3 separate regions of the Homo sapiens genome follow, and regions 1 and 3 are each linked to region 2. A link is an interaction called in ENCODE POLR2A ChIA-PET data of the cell type or tissue named here. Cell type or tissue: OCI-LY7. All regions are shown on one strand. Links, peaks and the distances in the headings refer to the core of each region. The heading gives the core; the rest is flanking DNA.

Region 1 (6,643 bases), core at 877-5,876, 370 kb before region 2:
GATTATTTTCCTGGTCAAAAGATAAGGACCTTCCTTATGAGGAATTTTGCCTCAAACTACAGCCAGCTTATTCATATGATAAAATGAAGAACATTTTGTTCTTTCTGATTGGAAGATGTGGCATGAGGAATCAGAATTATTCATTCATTCAACAAATATTTGTTGAGCGGTTAATATGTGCTATAAGCACCACGCTAGGTACTGAAGATACAATATTAAGCTAAAGCAGACATGATATCTGCTCACCTGATGCTCAGTCTTATTTGAAATATCAATGTCAATCAAACAAAAATACAAATTTCAATTGCGAATAGTGCTATAAGAGTGTATAACATGAGAATCTGACCTACTCAGAGAGGTCTGGGAAAACATCCCTGAGGAAAAGACAGTTGAGTTTGGATCTAAAGTGTAAGTAGGAATTACCTAAGGGGAGAAAAAGGTTCAAGGAAGAGAAATGAACACATGCAACAGCTATTTGGCAAGAAGGGGCATGGTATATAGTTGAAACTCTAAGAAGGCACAGAGAGCAAGGAAGAATATGGTCTCAGATAAAGCTGAAGATCTGGGCAAAAGCCAGAACCCACAAGGCCCTGTAAACCACACTAAAAGAGTTATTTATCCCAAGAGGTATTATTAGATTTTATATGAGGAGAATAACATGATCAGACCCGTATTTGAATGAAGATCATTATGGCTGCAGTATAAAGGAACATAAGAGTGGACAGGGGTATACTTGTTAGGATGAACTGCAATGGTCCTGAGGAAAGGTTATGTGAACTTGGACTAAGATAGGGAGATAAAGAGAAATAGATCACGTCTGTAATCCCAGCACTTTGGGAGGCCAAGGCAGGTGGATCAGAAGGTCAGGAGATCGAGACCATCCTGGCCAACATGGTGAAACCCTGTCTCTACTAAAAATACAAAAATTAGCTGGGCTTGGTGGCACGTGCCTGTAATCCCAGCTACTCGGAGGCTGAGGCAGGAGAACCACTTGAACCAGGGAGTCGGAGGTTGCAGTGAGCCGAGATCACACCACTGCACTACAGTCTGGCGACAGAGTGGAGTTAAAAAAAGAGAGAGAAATAGAAAGACTTAAGAGATATCTATCTTATATATAGAAAAAAGGAGAAAAGTTTTTAAAAAGATGTATCTAAGACTTTAAATAAGGGAACTATTGCATGAGGAATAGAGAAGTAGAGTTGCCAAGGATGACTCTCAGGTTTCTGCCTCACCCTTCTGTCTGTTCTAGGTGCCAAGCACTGTGATAAATGTTTATATTTAATTCCTATAACAATTCTATAAAATTAGTATCATTTGTCCAATATACCTCCCCAAATAAAGCAGGAGACCTGGAGACCCAGGCCAGAACTCCATAAGCCAAAAAGCAAGGTACTGCAGCTGTTTCATATATGATTTCTGTTGTTCCTGGTAGGGCATGCCCTAAAGGCTTAAGAATAGTCTTTAAAATCCCCATTTTACATTTTCATACCCCATCATATCCTTCCACTCATGCCTCACCCCAGAGCACACCATACCTGACTTCCTAAGAGAACTCCATGTGGCCTGATTCTATCTCCAGACCACATATCAGCAACCAAAAGCCCACTACAAAACCACCATTAATAAATGACAAAAACTAGTGGAAGCCCACTCAAAAAGATGTCATGTCTGATTATTTTTCTGCCATATTTACACAAACTGTTCCTTTGGCTTAAGATGTTTTTCTCACTCTTTGCTACCACCTTCAACTACTTAATTCATACTGATCCTTCAAGATTTAGCTCAGACATCAGCCCCTCTGATAATCTTTCCCTAAGGCTTCCAGTATGTATTAGCAGCCTATGTACACTCTATTATAGTATTTGCCATGGAGCATTTTAATTTTCGGTTTACTTGACTCTTTCCACACTTGAACGTGAGCTCCCTCAAAAAAAAAAAAAAAAGAAGTGTGTTTTATTCATCTTTGCATCACCTAGCACAGTTCCAGGCATAGTAGATATTAAATGACTGACTATCTGATTCATTAAGTGAATGAATCAGGCTGGGCCCAGTGGCTCATGCCTGTAATTCCAGCTACTCAGCAGGCTGAGGCAGGAGGATCACTTGCTTCCAGAAGTTTGAGACCAGCCTAGGAAACATAGCAAGACCTCATCTCTACAAAATAAAAATTAGCCTGGCATGATGGTGCACACCTATAGTCCTAGCTATTCAGGAAGATGAGGTGGGAGGATTATTGAGCCTAGGAGGTCAATATTACAGCAAGCTATGATCACAACACCGCACTACAGCCTGGGCAACAGAGTGAGACACTGTCTCTAAAAATAATAAAATAATTGTAGGGTCCAGCCCCACAGGGTCAGTGGGTTTTCTCCCCGTGTGCGGAGACGAGAGAGTGTAGAAATAAAGACACAAGACAAAGAGATAAAAGAAAAGACAGCTGGGCCCGGGGTACCACTACCACCAAGATGCGGAGACTGGTAGTGGCCCCGAATGCCAGGTTGCGCTGATATTTATTGGATACAAAACAAAGGGGCAGGGTAAGGAGTGTGAGCCATCTCCATTGATAGGTAAGGTCACATGGGTTACGTGTCCACTGGACAGGGGGCCCTTCCCTGCCTGGCAGCCAAGGCAGAGAGAGACAGACAGACAGACAGACAGCTTACGCCATTATTTCTGCTTTTAGTACTTTCACTAATTTGCTACTGCTATCTAAAAGGCAGAGCCAGGTGTACAGGATGGAACATGAAGGCAGACTAGGAGTGTGACCACTGAAGCACAACACCACAGGGAGACGGTTAGGCCTCCGGATAACTGCGGGCAGGCCTGACATCAGTCAGGCCCTCCGTCAGGCCCTCCACAAGAGGTGGAGGAGTAGAGTCTTCTCTAAACTCCCCCGGGGAAAGGGAGACTGCCTTTCCCAGTCTGCTAAGTAGCGGGTGTTTTTCCTTGACACTGACGCTACCGCTAGACCACGGTCTGCTTGGCAACAGACATCTTCCCAGACGCTGGCATTACCGGTAGACCAAGGAGCCCTCTGGTGGCCCTGTCCAGGCATAACAGAAGGCTCACACTCCTGTCTTCTGGTCATTTCTCACTATGTCCCCTCAGCTCCTATCTCTGTATGGCCTGATTTTTCCTAGGTTATGATTGTAGAGCGAGGATTATTATAATATTGAAATAAAGAGTAATTGCTACAAACTAATGATTAATTATATTCATATATAATCATATCAAAGATCTATATCTAGTATAACTATACTTATTTTACATATTTTATTATACTGGAACAGCTCGTGCCCTCAGTCTCTTGCCTCGGCACCTGGTTGGCTTGCCGCCCACAATAATAAAACAAATGAATCAATCAATTAATCACTAATTATGATAGGACATCCTCTGGTTACAAGTAAACATGTAATACAAAACACCTGCTAAATATTTTTATCATGTTTAAAGCAATCCACATTGTGCAGAGAGCAACTGAAGGGCATAGCAAAATTGTTTAATCAAAGCTACATAATAAAATTGAGAATTCAAGAAATTTAGGTCTTCTAACTTGTGGAGTCAATGCTCTTGATACTACAAGAAACTACTTCTCCACAAAGACCAGAAATGACTTGGAAAAGAGATGTAAGGCTGAATTTTTTAAAATTCATTTTATTCTTTAACCAAACATACCAAACTATAACAATTTTAGAAACCTCTCATTTAATTTTTCTAGACTATTTCTTACTATAGACACCAGTAAACAGTGTCAATGGCAAAAGGTAAGAATCAAGAGAAAAAAGGAGAAGCAAAGGACAGATCACAAAATTGATATCCGGAAAAAAATGTATAAATATATGCACATATATATGGACATATATATCTCAATGCAAATAACTCACTGTCAATATAGGTATGTTTTGTCACTTCTTCTAAAATTTCACGGTTTATAGGGATACCCATGCTATCCAAAACAGCAAACACGTCATCAGTTGAAACTCGACCACCTTTTATCCTACAGAAAATCTTCAAGGCATCCTGGAATGCTGCAAAAAAGAAATTATTATACCATGAGAATCAACAGCTTTTCTTGGAAAAGCAGTTGATTTTGTGTCAATAGCCTACTAAGGGAAAATAACTTTGTATAAGCACAGGGTTTTATAAATATTTATCTACAAGCAAACCACTGATATAAAATAACTTTATAATAGTGGTTAAAACATTGGTCTTTTATTTCTCCATAGGAATTTCATATTCTTATGTTAACAATCCTTAGCACATAAAATGAATTGAAAAGAACCTAGTCAGAAGGAAATATTCAGCATGGCCCTGACTAGCGAACCAAATCTGGGGGTCCCCAAGACATCTACTTTTGAATGTCAGAGTCTATAATTTTAAAACAATTTAACTAAAATAAATTAAACACTAAATCACTTTATCATTTTCTAAAATATTTAGAGTCACATCAGAGAGCTCAGTATATTTTTAATTTTAAAAAGAAAATATTCAGATAAATTATAATTTTCCACAAAAAAAACTTCCTTAAAAATTAAACAGATTGCTGGGAAAACTGGCTAGCCATTTGTAGAAAGCTGAAACTGGATCCCTTCCTTACACCTTATATAAAAATTAATTCAAGATGGATTAAAGACTTAAACGTTAGACCTAAAACCATAAAAACCCTAGAAGAAAACCTAGGCATTACCATTCAGGACATAGGCATGGGCGAGGACTTCATGTCTAAAACACCAAAAGCAATGGCAACAAAAGCCAAAATTGACAAATAGGATCTAATTAAACTAAAGAGCTTCTGCACAGCAAAAGAAACTACCATCAGAGTGAACAGGCAACTACAAAATGGGAGAAAATTTTCGCAACCTATTCATCTGACAAAGGGCTAATATCCAGAATCTACAATGAACTCAAACAAATTTACAAGAAAAAAATAAACAACCCCATCAAAAAGTGGGCAAAGGATATGAACAGACACTTCTCAAAAGAAGACATTTATGCAGCCAAAAGACACATGAAAAAATGCTCATAATCACTGGCCATCAGAGAAATGCAAATCAAAACCACAATGAGATACCATCTCACACCAGTTAGAATGGCGATCATTAAAAAGTCAGGAAACAACAGGTGCTGGAGAGGATGTGGAGAAATAGGAACACTTTTACACTGTTGGTGGGACTGTAAACTAGTTCAATCATTGTGGAAGTCAGTGTGGCAATTCCTCAGGGATCTAGAACTAGAAATACCATTTGACCCAGCCATCCCATTTCTGGGTATATACCCAAAGGACTATAAATCATGCTGCTATAAAGACACATGCACATGTTTGTTTATTGCGGCACTATTCACAATAGCAAAGACCTGGAACCAACCCAAATGTCCAACAATGATAGACTGGATTAAGAAAATGTGGCACATATACACCCTGGAATACTATGCAGCCATAAAAAATGATGAGTTCATGTCCTTTGTAGGGACATGGATGAAATTGGAAATCATCATTCTCAGTAAACTATCGCAAGGACAAAAAACCAAACACCGCATGTTCTCACTCATAGATGGGAATTGAACAATGAGAACACATGGACACAGGAAGGGGAACATCACACTCTGGGGACTGTTGTGGGGTGGGGGGAGGGGGGAGGGACAGCATTAGGAGATATACCTAATGCTAAATGACGAGTTAATGGGTGCAGCACACCAGCATGGCACATGTATACATATGTAACTAACCTGCACATTGTACACATGTACCCTAAAACTTAAAGTATAATAATAATAAAAAAAAAATTGAAAAAAAAATTAAACAGATTGAAAGCCGTGTCCAACTGCTAAATTTATATCCTCCCTGACCACTACACCCCTTAATTAGCCTTGACAAAAAAAAAAAAAAACACAATTCCCATTATCAATTTCAGACGGAAAATCATTTATAGTCAGACTAGATTTTCTTGAAATTCATCATATAATAAACTAATGATTACTAAGTTCTTTGATAAGCACAGTCAAGGAGGAAAAACTGGGCATTATTTGTTCATTCGATTAGTCTTTTTTTTAATTAATTAATTTTCTTTTTTAAAGACAGGGTATCTCTCTGTAGCCCAGGCTGGAATGCAATCACACGATCTCGGCTTACTGCAACCTCTGCCTCCCCAGCTCAAGCGATTCTCCCACCTCAGCCTGTTGAGTAGCTGGGACTACAGACACGTACCACTATGCCCCGCTAATTTCTTTGTATTTTTGTAGAGATGGATTTTTGCCATGTTGCCCAGGCTGGTCTCGAACTCCTGGGCTTAAGTGATCCACCCGCCTTGGCCTCCCAAAGTGCTGGGACTACAGGCATGAGCCACCATGCCTGGTCTCAACTAGTCATTATTGATCAAGTGAACAAAAATAGCAGAGGAAGGGACCTCCAGAAACCCTCTGCTCCATAAAAGCAATGAGAACTCTGGCAAAAATTATCAGAACCAACTTGTTTCAAAACTCTGAAAATAAGCCAAAGGCTTGCAGCTATCCGAGGAATTTCTTCAAGAAAAATGACTGAGTCTCAATAAGAACAGTGAGGTTTGTGGCATTTAAACTTGCCCTATTCCCATCTACCCATCTCCAGGTTCCCTGGAGCATTGAAAACCAGTACTCCACAATCATG
Region 2 (6,643 bases), core at 792-5,791:
CCGTGGAGCTTAACCAGCTTAGCCTGGCTGTCTGAGTACCTGCAACCATAGCAACAGTGGGTATTGTTTGGGGGAGTGGGGGGACAGTCTCACTCTGTCACCCAGACTGGAGGGCAGTGGCTTGATCTCTGCTCACTGCAACCTCTACCTCCCAGGCTCAAGCAATTTTCCCACCTCAGCCTCCCCAGTAGCTGGGACTACAGGTGCACACCACCATGCCTGGCTAATTTTTTGTATTTTTAGTAGAGACGAGGTTTCACCATGTTGCCCAGGCGGGTCTCAAACTCTTGGACTCAAGCAATCCACCCACTTTGGCCTCCCAAAGTGCTGGGATTACAGGAATGAGCCACTGTACCTGGACTTTTGTGTTTTTTTTGTTTTGTTTTGTAGCTAACCCAGCATTAACCCAGGAAGAAGCCCCAATGGCAAGAAAGTAGGGTTAGTCTGCTCATTGGCAGGGACAGGCACAGACTCAGAGGCCGACAACTGCTTGATGCTGAGAAAAGCATCCTCAAAATATGGGTCAAGGCCACGGACTGCCTTTTCCCAGGAGGCAGTGATGTGGCTGATGACAGCTTCTTTTTTTCTTTAAAATTTTACTGTAGACTAGCATTCATATAGAAAAGTACATAAATCATAAATGTACAGCTCAATGATTTTCACAAAATAAACACACCCAAGTAGCTAGCACCCAGATCAAGAACTAGAACATTATCCAGAACTTCAGAAGCCTCCCCCATTCCTTTCTTCCTGTCCTCTTCCCACCCTCCCCACTCTTCAACTCCCAACCCCCACCAGCATTTTTCTTTTTTTTTGAGATGGAGTTTCACTGTAGTTGCCCAGGCTGGAGTGTAATGGCATGATCTCAGCTCACTACAACGTTCGCCTCCGGGGCTCAAGTGATTCTTCTGCCTCAGCCTCCTGAGTAGCTGGGATTACAGGCGCCCCCCACCACACCTGGCTAATTATTGTATTTTTAGTAGAGACGGGGTTTCACTATGTTGGCCAGGCTGGTCTCAAACTCCTGACCTCAGGTGATCCACCTACCTCGGCCTCCCAAAGTCCCGGGATTATGGGCATGAGCCACCACGCCCAGCCCCCACCAGCATTTTTGTAAATCAGTGCAGGTGATTCCACGGTATAGTCAATGTTGAGAACCACTACTTTCATAACAATGCTTCTCAAACCTGGCTGCACATTAGAATCCACTGGGGAATGTCTGTCTTTTGAAGTAGAAGATGGAACCAACATAGCTAAGAAGGCAGTGTGGCACCTGCCATGGACCAGCTGTGTGACCTTCAAGGAGTTCCTTCAACTCTCTGAGCCTCATCTGGGAAATGGGAACACTCTCACATTCCTGCAGAGTTGGGGCTGAGAGATAGAGGATGTCAGCCCGGGCACATGTAGGGCAATTCTGATACATGGCAGCCACTGTTGTTTTTATTAAGAGTGAGCAGCCCCACGAAGACTTGAAGCCCTCACTTTCTCTACGCAGATGGAACCCATTCTGGGAGTAGGGGATACAGGTTGTGTTGATGAGAGGTCACAGTCCTTCTAGGGAACACAGAAAAATTCCAAGAGCAACAGAGATTCCAAGCCAAGGTGGACAGCATCAGAGACCAGTGGCTGCGGATGAACTTGGGCAGGCCCAGCTTTGGCAAAGCCAATCCTCCTTTGGCAAGAACAGCAAGAAGCTGATTGGCTGCAGGCTGTGACGCTAAAAGCTGCTTATGGAGAAATAAGCAACTTTTGTTGAGCACCTCCTATGTGCCAGACACTATGCATGCCTGCCTTAAATCCTGGGGGTAGGCAGACTGATCCCTTTTTAACAGTTGAGGAGCCTGAGGCTTGGAGGCTGCAGTGCCTGACTTCCTCACCAAGGAAAACCTGTTGTCCCATGAGCCTGGGATCTGCCTCTGTTGGGATGCATGCCTGAAGGCATGCTGCACACATGAGTGACCTGGGGATGTGTTGTTTGATTAGATGCTCCTCTTTGTAGTTTTGCCTAAAACAAAAAGTACATGGCTTTTTAAGCTATTGACAACTTTATTTTTTGCATTTATTATAAGATACCATGTTCATTGTAGAACATCTAAAAAATACAGATAAGCAAAAAAAAAAAAAAAATCAAAATCTCTCCTAGTCCCAGCCTACAGAGATGGCCACTGTCAGTTTGGGCATATATTTTCATACATGTGAGTCTGTTTGCATGTGTGTATAGAAACTTACCAGAAAGGAGTCACATGCTACACATTGTTAGAAAATCTTCTTTGTCTTCAGTTAATAATATATAGTGGCCATCTTTCTGTGTCACTACATATTCTTTTTTTTTTTTTTTTTTTTTTTTGAGATGGAGTTTCACTCTTGTCTCCCAGGCTGGAGTGCAATGGCACAATTTCAGCTCACTGCAAACTCTATCTCCCAGGTTCAAACGATTCTCCTGCCTCAGCCTCCTAAGTAGCTGAGATTACAGGTGCCCACCACAATGCCTGGCTAATTTTTGTATTTTTAGTATAAACGGGGTTTTACCATGTTGGCCAGGCTGGTCTCAAACTCCTGACCTCAGGTGATCCTCCCAGCTCGGCCTCCCAAAGTGCTAGGATAATAGGCATGAGCCACCGCACCTGGCCTCATTAAATATTCTTCTACAACAGTGGCACTGCATTAGAACCCCTGGGGAAGCTTTAAAAATATCAATGCCTGGGTTCCACCCCTAGAGTCAAATTTAATTCATCTGGAGTGGCCTGAGCTTTGGAATTTTTAAAAACCCCCCAGATAGTTTCAGTACGCAGCCAAACCTAACAGCTGCTGAACTAAAACATTTTTTTTTCCCGAGACGGAGTCTTGCTCTGTTGCCCAGGCTGGAGTGCAGTGGCACAGTCTCGGCTCACTGCAACCTCCACTTCCCGGGTTCAAGTGATTCTCCTGCCTCGGCTTCCCACATAGCTGGGATTACAGGTGTGTACCACTACACCTGGCTAATTTATTTATTTATTTATTTAGTAGAGATGGGGTTTTTGCCATGTTGGCCAGGCTGGTCTCAAACCCCTGACTTCAGGTGATCCACTCGCCTCAGCCTCCCAAAGTGCTGGGATTACAGGCATGAGCCACCATGCCCAGCCAGCATTATTTTTCAACAAGGGCCTTGCATTCCATTTGCAAGGTATGTGTTGTAATTTGATCAATCCACTTTCTTGGACATTTAGCTTGGTTCCAATTTTTATATCATTATAAACCAGGAAGTAGCAAACTTTTTTCTGTAAAGAGCTAGGTGGTATTTGTTTTGGCCTTTGCAGGTCACAAGTTCTCTGTTACAACTGCTGAATTCTGCCATTATGGCAAAAAAGCAGCCACAGATCATGTGTACATGAATGCACATAGCTGTGTTTCAATCAGACTTTATTTAGAAAAACAGGTGGTGGCCAGATCCAGCCTGTGAGCCACGGTTCACTGAACCAACTCTGTATAAACATTGTGTAGTACATCTTCATGAAGCTAAACCTTCTAGGATGAAATGATCATTTTCTTGTGACAGTGGTTTTATACTGTTTATTTATTTTATTTTATTTTATTTTATTTTATTTTTTTGAGATGGAGTTTTGCTCTTGTTGCCCAAGCTGGAGTGCAATGGTGCAATCTCAGCCCACTGGGTTCAAGCAATTCTCCTGCCTCAGCGTCCTGAGTAGCTGGGATTACAGGGGTGCACCACCACACCCGGCTAATTTTTTGTATTTTTGATAGAGATGGGGTTTCACCATGTTGGCCAGGCTGGTCTCGAACTCTTGACCTCAGGTGATCCACCCACCTCGGCCTCCCAAAGTCCTGGGATTACAGGCGTGAACCACCGTGCCTGGCCTATACTGTTTCTTTTTAGAAGTAGGACCCTTCTTTAAATGAAACTTAATAAGGCTCATGTAAGCAACAGATAAGAAGTCATTCTGTTGGCATATTTTATAAATTCAAATATGCAGTATTTAGAAGACCAGTTAGGGGTCTTCTAGACCAGTTAGACATCATCTCAAGATGACATCTCAGAAGATGATGACTATAGTTTTAAATCAGCCTCAGTACCAGTGACATTCAAATCAAAGTTTTGCAGAACTAGCAAAGCACCTCTGTAGAACCCCACGGTTCCACCAGGAACATAATTTGAAAACCATTGCAATGGGATAAATTCCTGGAAGTGGAATTGCTGGAGCAAAGGGCCTGAACCTTTTAAAAGCAGTCTGTGGCCAGGTGTGGTGGCTCACACCTGTAATCCCAATACTTTGGGAGGCCAAGGCGGGAGGATTGCTTGAGGCCAAGAGTTCAAGATCAGCCTGGACAACATGGTGAAACCCTGTCTCTACCAAATATATGAAAATTAGCTGGGTGTGGTGGTGCATGCCTGTAATCTCAGCTTCTTGGGAGGCTGAGGCATGAGAATTGCTTGAATCCAGGAGGTGGAGGTTGCAGTGAGCCGAGATCGTGCCACTGCACTCTAGCCTGGGCGACATAACAAGACTCTATCTTAAGAAAAAAAAAAAGCATTTTGTGTGTGTTGTCAAATTGTCCTACAGAAAGAGAGAAATAAACGTGTTTCTAATACTCAAATGAGTGTGAACACCTTCCTGCATCCAGCTGGCCTTGACAGGTGAATGCCCTGGACACTGGTTCCTGGTGTGGTGTGAACCATGTCCTTCCCTTGTCTTACCCCTTACAACGACTGGGGGAAGATCCTTCAAGATTCTCACATTGTACATGCTCAACAAAGCTTTCAACAACATCAATAGTGTGATCACTTTATTCTTGACTTAAGGACATTGGCAAAGATCTTTATGATATGTTATCAGGTGAATTACATAGGACCCTTTGTGTAACTGATAAAAAGTTATCTTGAGGTAGCTGAAGCCATAAAGGGGGATTTAATTTAATACCTTATGTCACCAGACTACAGGAGCGTCCAGGGTTCTAAAAGTTGGGGCTTTCTTTCACTATTGTTTTGACTCTTCTGTGTCTGGGACTTCACCCTTTCTGCCGCAGATAGGTTTTCTCTATCTTTCCACTGTGGAGAGGAATATAATAGGCCTGCGTCCCTATAGCCTTGTCACTGGACAGAACAGAGCTCTTTTCCACCACCTCCGTGTAGAAATTCTCAGGGAAGATTTCAGATTGGCCCACTTTGGCTTATCTTTTAATTATTCCTTATGGTGTAACAACCCCAAAACGGAATGGCTTAACAATAACCATTTAATTATTTCTCATGATTCTGTGGGGTTTTGGGCTCAGCTGCAGAGCTCTGCTGGTCTCGCTCTGTCATTCATGGGACAGGAGTGCCCAAAATAGTTTCCCTAAATGTCAGGCACCGTGGCGAGGATGGCTGAAAGCTAGAAACTTGCCCTGTTCACACGCTGTCTCTAAATAGCCAGCTTGGGCTTCTTGGCATGGCAGCTGGGTCCCAAAAGTGAGTGTTTGAAGAGGACCAGCCCCATTGTGCAAGCGCTCACCAAGCCTCTGCTTACATTACGCTTTCAGTTGTCCCACTGGCCAAAGCCAATCACATAGCCAAGCCCAGCATCACTGTGGGAGTGACGATACAAGGGTATGATACCTGGGGTCAGGGACCCTGGTGGCCACCAACCAGCCTGTCGTGGGTCACATCCCTGTCCCTGAGCTAATCATCAAGGTCAGGCAGAAGAGTACTAAGATTGGCTCAGCCTCAATCATGCATCCCCTTATATCTGGGGGGCAGGGGAAGCCTAATTGGCAGGTCCCACCTTAACTGGTTGGGATGGGGAAGAGCGATTCCTCAAAAGAAAGCAGATGATGTTTAGAGCAGACAAAACAAGGGGCAAGATGTCTTTACAATTCTGAGCACAACTTAGCCAGAGCCAACCTGCCTTGTGCTTGTGTCCCGCCGTGGGATCTGTTCGAAGGGGGTAGTCCCCAGCAGTTGTCCTGACCTGAATATGTTTCTATTTCCTGCCTTCACAGACCCTGAAGCAGGTGACAGGAGTCCCTACAACACGTTCTGTCCTTCACCGGAAAGGCATCTGACTAGCATGCCTACTCAAAAGTCCTCCACCTTGCAGAATCTGCATGGAGTCCTTGGCTATGCTAGCAGAGTCTGAAAATGATTTCCTATGCTCGAGCAGGGGTTGGCATTGCTAAACTGCTGAGGGACAGAGTGAAACACTCATTTCCTGTGTTCTGTTGACCTGCGTCCACAGTGTCCCCTCTGGGTGCCCCCCACATGTTATGTCTTCCTCTATTCGCACCTTCTCACCGTTTATCATTATCTAGTTTCTTTACTTGTCTTCCTCTCCAGACTGAGCTCCTTGAAGGCAGGGACTGGCTTTCACTGTGATTCCCTAGCACTTAGCTGGACACAGAAGATGCTCAGTACGTGTTCAGTGAATGGGTGAACAAGCTGATGACTTCTAAACCTTTATCTCCAGCCCCAGGGTGCCTAAGTTCCCCGGCCATGCCTCCAACTGTCTGCCTGACACTGTCACGTGCACATCCCACGGTCACCTCAGACTCATCATGTTCAACCCTGAGCCCCTCAACTCCACCTTGGCCTGACCACTCCGCCCACTTGTTCACTCCCAGTGAAGGCCAGAAATCTGGGAACCATTCCTCAGATTCACAGGCTCCAGAATCC
Region 3 (6,643 bases), core at 995-5,994, 840 kb after region 2:
AAATTTCTGTTTATAAAAGCCATAATGCATAATAATTTACTGTAGTCGTTATTCCTAGTTTTCCCAGGTAGGCAGTGGTAACATCTGTTTCACAAGATAAGGAAGCAGAAATTTAACAACAATGGCAGAATCAGGATGTCAATCTTGTCCTTTTTTCCTTTTCCCACTTTGCCATGCTGCCCTCTGGGTAATAAGATGGAGACTAATTTTTGAAGGCTTAATTTGTTGAGCCAGTGTCATTAGTTTTTAGGTAACATTTTAATACAGAATAAGTGTGTCTTGGTCTTATTAACAGTGCTATGTTATGTAAAGGAATTTAGTTGTAGGAATATTTTCTTTGAAACAATAATACCTGTTTTTTTATCTCTTGATTGTAAAGTGCTGTGGGAAATACAGAGATGACTTGTAAATAAATTCTGCCCACAGGCTTAGGGGATCTAAGATATAATTCACTGTGGTAAAAGATACAAAGCAATCATTGTCAGAAAAGATACAGATTAAGTGCCATAGAAGTTCTGCTGAAGAAGAATTTCTGGGTAAAGGGAAGGAGACTTCTTAGAGGATAGATGGATTTTAGTTCTAGGTGGTAGTGTGGGAAGCAAGGGAGATGTAGGTGTTTAGAGGGAAAGAAGAAAGGACATTCTGTATACAAATTGAGCAAAGGTTTGGAATTAGAGCAGTATAAGCAGCCACAATCATGGAATACAATTTGGAATCTAGTATGAGAAAAAGGAAATGACCAAGGTTAATGAAGATTATACTCATGGAGGAAGCCTTTGAGTATCAGGCCAAGGAATGTTAAGTTCTATTTTTTTTTTTTTTTTGGTAAGGAAAGTGACTTTTATTTTTTATTTATTTATTTATTTTTGAGATGGAGTCTCGCACTGTTGCCCAGGCTGGGGTGCAGTGGTGCGATCTCAGCTCACTGCAAGCTCCACCTCCTGGGTTCACACCATTCTCCTGCCTCAGCCTCCCGAGTAGCTGGGATTACAGGCGCCCGCCACCACACCCGGCTAATTTTTTTTTTTTTTGTATTTTTAGTAGAGACGGGGTTTCATCATCTCTACTACTAGCCAGGATGGTCTCGATCTCCTGACCTCGTGATCCACCCGCCATGGCCTCCCAAAGTGCTGGCATTACAGGCGTGAGCCACCGTGCCCAGCCAAGGAAAGTGACTTTTAAATCAGAAATCACATGATCTGTGATGGAATTTAGGAAAGTTGATATTAGTTGGTTGGATTAGCACAATCAACAGACTATGCCCTGTATGCCAAATGCAGTCTAAGGCAAGTTTTTGTAAGTAAAGTTTTATTGGAACACAGTCATACTCATTCACTTGAATATTGTCTGTGGCTGCTTTAGTACTATAATGGCAAGAGTTGTGTAGTTGAGACGGAGACTGTGTGGCCTGCAAAGCCTAAATATTTGCCATCTGGCCCTTTACAGAAAAAGTTTGCCAACCCCTGGATTAGAGGAGTGGAGGCAGAAATCCTGTTCATTGTTGTTCTGGTTAGGGTATAAACCCATGCCTTCCTGTCAAATGAAATGAAGGCCAGAATTGTGATAGCCCTAGTAGAAAAAAAGAGGCAGGCTGGGCGCAGTGGCTTACGCCTGTAATCCCAGCACTTTGGGAGGCCGAGACGGGCGGATCACAAGGTCAGGAGATCGAGACCATCCTGGCTAACACGTGAAACACCGTCTCTACTAAAAATACAAAAAATCAGCTGGGCGCAGTGGTGGGCGCCTGTAGTCCCAGCTACTTGGGAGGCTGAGGCAGGAGAATGGCGTGAACCCGGGAGGTGGAGCTTGCAGTGAGCCAAGATCATGCCACTGCACTCCAGCCTGGGCGATAGAGCGAGACTCCGTCTCAAAAAAAAAAAAAAAAGAAAAAAAGAGGCAAGAATGGGTGAGATAAAATAATTTTTTGAATTTGGTAACTTGATTAGGTTAGGAGTCTAGGGAGAGGGGAGGAATTTTTTTTTTTTTTTTTAAGTGTAAGCAACAGGCCAGGTACGGTGGTTCATGCTTGTAATCCCAGCACTTTGGGAAACCGAGGTGGGCAGATTACTTGAGATCAGGCGTTCCAGACCAGCCTGGCCAACATGGTTAAACCCTGTCGCTACTAAAAATACAAAAAAAAATTAGCAAGGCATGGTGGGTGCTTGTACCCAGCTGTTCAGGAGGCTGAGGCAGGAGAATCAATTGAACCCAGGAGGTAGAGGTTGCAGTGATCTGAGATTGTGCCACTATACTTCAGCCTGGGCGACAGAGGGAGACTCCCATCTCAAAAAAAAAAAAAGGTAAGTGAAGGAGGATGGTGATTTGGGTTAGAAGAGGCTTTTAATTGTAAGCCATTCAGCATGTGAACTCGTAAAAATGACCTTATGTTAAATAATTAGTTCAGAGCGCTGATCTTGAGAGATAGGAACGTTTCCTGTTTTTGATAAATGATAGGTTACCCTTGTTTATGGTTAGGGGTGGGTTTTTGTCATGGTCCAACCAGGTGATAGTTATATATGTGAACATATTAAAATTGTTTTTAATGTTTAAATTCTAATCCTTAAAATGTGACAGAACTGATTTATGTTCCTCCTCTCCCAGTTCTCTTCAAATCATGAGAGTGACCCTCTTAAAAACTGCTTTCTTTCGGGGGAGCGGTTGTTGAGAAGAATCATGTAACTATGTAAAAAGCATGTCTGTTTGGTACACTATTTGCTAATGTCAGAAGTGTTAAATAGAAATAAAATTTCCACCATAGTAGCTAATTATTATTTAGTGTGTGTCAAAACTGTGTGCTAATTACTTTTTATAAACCATCGCCTTTAAAGTCTTATAACTTTTCTATGAAGTAGGACGTTTGTGTCCCTACCTCCTCTGTTTTACCATTGGGAAAACCAGGGCCCAGAACGAGTAACCACACAAGTTCCACAGCTACCAAGGTCAAGGTTATTTCTACCCTAAATACACATCTTTAAATTTTATATTCATCAACAACCTAGTACTTAAAAATTCAGATTCCTAAGCCTTTCAAGGGTTTTGCCTGTGATTCTATTTTTGATCTTTGTACCAAACTTCGAGAAAATACCGTCATATAGTCTTCTATTAACAGCAGTTGCCTCATGTGGAGAACACCTGAATTTTACTTACAACTTCTTCCAATGCTGACCCATTTTGATTTTTATAAACATTTTGAAATATTTGTTAAGTTGGTCAAGCAAGAGATAATGTGATTATGTAGTATCTTATCAGTTGAGATCTTTCTCTCTCTCTCTGCCTCTTTCTCTCTCGCTCTCTTTTTTTTTTTTTTTTTTTTTTTTAAAGAGTCTCACTCTGTCACCCAGGCTGGAGGGGTTAGTGGTATGATCTCTGCCCACTACACCCTCTGCCTCCTAGTCTCAAGCAATTCTTCTATCTCAGCCTCCCGAGTAGCTGGCACTACAGGCGCATGCTACCACATCTGGCTAATTTTTGTATTTTTTGTAGAGACAGGATCTTGCCACCTTGCCCACACTGGTCGTGAACTCCTGAACTCAAGTGATCCACCCACCTTGGCCTTCCAAAGTGCTGGGTTTACAGGCATGAGCCACCACCCCAGTCTGGTTGACGTTTTTCACCTCCTTCTCTTTACAGCATATTCAGAAATTTTAAACCAGTAATACGAAATACATATATTGGTTGATTTTTCTGTTGTATTTTAAGCATATTGACTTTTTAAATCGGATCATATTTTTGCATGCAAGTACTATGGCTTTTCAAGGTCATTCTGATTTGAAACAACACATTTCTTAGTCAATTCATTGGCTCTTTACCCCCTTTTAAAATTTTTTATTTTTTATGTGATTTATTTATTTACTTATTTTTAGTGATGGAGTCTCACTGTGTTGCTCAGGCTGGGCTCAAGCAGTTCTTCTGCCTCAGCCTCCTGTGTAGCTGGAACTACCTAAGGATGTGCACCACTGTGCCCAGCCAGATCTTCACCTTTTCCAAAAAAAGAAACATCTAAATGTGAAACCTTTTAGGCCTGTCAACTTCTTTTTTTTTTTTTTTTTTTTTTTTTGAGACGGAGTCTCGCTCTGTCGCCCAGGCTGGAGTGCAGTGGCGGGATCTCGGCTCACTGCAAGCTCCGCCTCCCGGGTTCACGCCATTCTCCTGCCTCAGCCTCCCAAGTAGCTGGGACTACAGGCGCCCGCCACTACGCCCGGCTAATTTTTTGTATTTTTAGTAGAGACGGGGTTTCACCGTTTTAGCTGGGATGGTCTCGATCTCCTGACCTCGTGATCCGCCGGCTTCGGCCTCCCAAAGTGCTGGGATTACAGGCGTGAGCCACCGCGCCCGGCCTCAACTTCTTGTGATAGACACATACAGAATTTTTCAGCTACTCTCTGCCTATGGGGTAGCCCTACCTTGCAGGAGCAGTCCAAAAAAAATTTTTTTTTTCAATTTAGGATCAGTGTAGAGGAAAGAGCCCTGGACTATCATAAGACTGAGTACCAGCTTGGCCAGTCAGTCACTTTGTGACCTTGATTAAGCTATGTAACCTTTTCAAATTGATTTCCCTCTCTGTAAATAGAGCTGATAAGATGGCTTGCCCTGTTTCCTGTGGTTTTTAAAGAGGATCAAATGAGTGCGTGAAAGTTCTCATGAAAACTAGACGTCTATTCAAATATGAGGTGGTGGTATTCTCAGAAGGTCATAGATGAATGATGCATTTATTTTAGTGCTTTTCACAGTTTAGTCTCAATACTGAGTGCTTACTGAGGGGTTGTATGGAGGCACACTAGTTGTTTCTTTAGGAGATGTCTTTAGCTGCTAGAGTAGAGAACAAAAGAATGAGTAAAGAGGCTTCAGAAAAGCTAGTATGGGCTGGCACGGTGGCTCACACCTGTAATCCCAGCACTTTGAGGGGGCCAAGGTGGGAGGATCACTTGAGGTCAGGAATTTGAGACCAGCCTAGCCAACATGGTGAAACCCTGTCTCTACTAAAAATACAAAAAATAGCTGAGTGTCATGGTCGACGCCTGTAATCCCAGCTACTCGGGAGGCTGAGGCAGGAGAATCCCTTGAACTCAGGAGGTGGAGGTTGGAGTGAACCAGGATTGCATCACTACACTCCAGCCTGGGTGACAGAGAGTCACTCCTCTCAAGAAAAAAACAAGGAAAAGCTAGTATGGATGGAGCACCTCCATGCTCATTTCCTAGAGCTTATGTTTTGTTGTTTGATTTCCTAGTTCATAACAGAAGGGGTTTTGTAAGCTGACCTAGCTTGACAATCCTTTTTGGGTTTTTTGGTTTCAAACATGATCTTATAAAATTATTTAGTGCATTAAAATGTAGACCCAAGTAGCTGCTTAGCTCTTGAGAAAAGGCTGTGTTTCAGTTTAGCACAACAGTGTTTTCAGGAAGATAACTGTTCTAGATAGCTCTTTTTTTCCAAAATTCTTGATTAAGGTTTGGGGAATTTAGAATTATCTCCAGCTATTAAATTATCAAATTGGTTAAGTAGAGGTAGAAAGTTTATTGCATAAATCAGTAGATTTGTCTTCCAAAGAAGCTTATGAAATAGAAAGGGCCAGGAGGTATACCTGTAGTTGAAATATGGGATGGGCCCATAGAGAGTGAGTTGGAAAATGATAGTAAGTGGTTGAACATGGACTTTAAAGCATGGCATGCTCTGAAGTCATATTAGAAAAGTCCTTTGCTTTCATGCAAAACTAGTCTCCGTGGCTTTTCATTGTGTAGATCGGGTTAAAAGCAGAATATAAGAAGCAAGTTTTTGGATGAGATGATAGAACTTAAGTAGTACTTGTCTGTCAATCCTAAAAGAATTATTTCTGGCCAAATCCTCTCCTCTAACCACCAAATAAGGAGCTTGACTTCATTCTCACTGTTAAGAATCAGAAACCCAGTTTAGAATATCCAACTCCTGGTGAACTTTTAAAAATTAATATATATCTTGATACTTTATAATCTATTGTGTGGCATCCAACGAATGTGAGGTAATCTGGGGAGTTAGAAATGCCTTGCATTTCGTGTGGAAAAGGTGTAGTCGTAAGTTTGGCCTGGGAAGGTTAATACTGTCTTTGCACATAGAAAGCTAAGGGCAGTGTCATCATCATTTGTTTGTGAGGAGGGGACTGAAAAAGCAAAATCATCACTACTAGCCTATTCTAAAGGATCTTAATCCCATTACATTTTTCAGATTTTTTTTTTATTATGTAGTATCCCCTGGATATAATCTTTTTGGTGAAGGGGGATGTCTCTAATTTCCACGTGGTACCCCCTGTCATATACAGGTTATGTATCTGGCAGTCTACAGCTGCAATTCATGGCTGTTTATAAAATTTCACCAGAACTTGTCCTGACGTCCTTTTACTTTTGTAAATGATTAGAAAAAATGCTGAGCCTGAGTATGTATTTTTGTATTAAGAGTTCATTTAGAGAGTCCCAGAAATTGGCAGAGTTGATTCAACTTTCTGTGGTTTAAATTTGAATATGCAATTAGTAGACTGCTGGTATTTCAGAAGTTTGTTGTTGCAGGCCTCTTGTACTGAGGAGGAAATCTGGAATTTCTTTTTCTATTTTAAATTAGCGTTCATTCAACAAACATTTTTTGATTATCCCTAGAGTTTTGGCACACGATAGG

What was found. ChIA-PET counts read pairs that join two places held together with the same protein. Peaks named below come from ENCODE experiments on the same cell type or tissue, not always from the same donor. Only the 100,000 strongest peaks of a DNase experiment are listed, where the experiment ranks them.
Region 1: POLR2A ChIA-PET joins it to region 2 with 6 read pairs; 2 of 35 experiments call an interaction of 5 or more read pairs at or near these places.
Region 3: POLR2A ChIA-PET joins it to region 2 with 6 read pairs; 2 of 35 experiments call an interaction of 5 or more read pairs at or near these places.

Annotation. Positions count from the first base shown.
Region 1 is chr17:47,358,763-47,365,405 of GRCh38, reverse strand. EFCAB13 (EF-hand calcium binding domain 13) reads right to left here. Exons shown (of 25, transcript NM_152347.5): 10 at 3,885-4,028. Among named protein-coding and RNA genes, the nearest start is that of EFCAB13, 38 kb to the right of the region's middle. RefSeq lists a silencer at 2,889-3,183. In OCI-LY7, for the core only: CTCF peaks have their summits at 2,847 and 3,046 (motif pointing left); a DNase peak (open chromatin) is centred at 3,025.
Region 2 is chr17:46,988,558-46,995,200 of GRCh38, reverse strand. The region is part of intron 7 of LOC101927060 (a long non-coding RNA gene); the gene reads left to right. It also overlaps a transcript of LRRC37A2 not described here. Among named protein-coding and RNA genes, the nearest start is that of RPRML, 13 kb to the right of the region's middle. In OCI-LY7, for the core only: no CTCF peak of the experiment used is centred there; a DNase peak (open chromatin) is centred at 3,410; H3K4me3 peaks cover 896 bases; H3K27ac peaks cover 2,272 bases.
Region 3 is chr17:46,144,247-46,150,889 of GRCh38, reverse strand. All of the region lies in intron 2 of KANSL1 (KAT8 regulatory NSL complex subunit 1), which reads left to right. Among named protein-coding and RNA genes, the nearest start is that of KANSL1, 46 kb to the left of the region's middle. RefSeq lists enhancers at 1,282-1,781, 1,782-2,283. In OCI-LY7, for the core only: no CTCF peak of the experiment used is centred there; DNase peaks (open chromatin) are centred at 3,949 and 4,639; H3K4me3 peaks cover 2,893 bases; H3K27ac peaks cover 4,938 bases.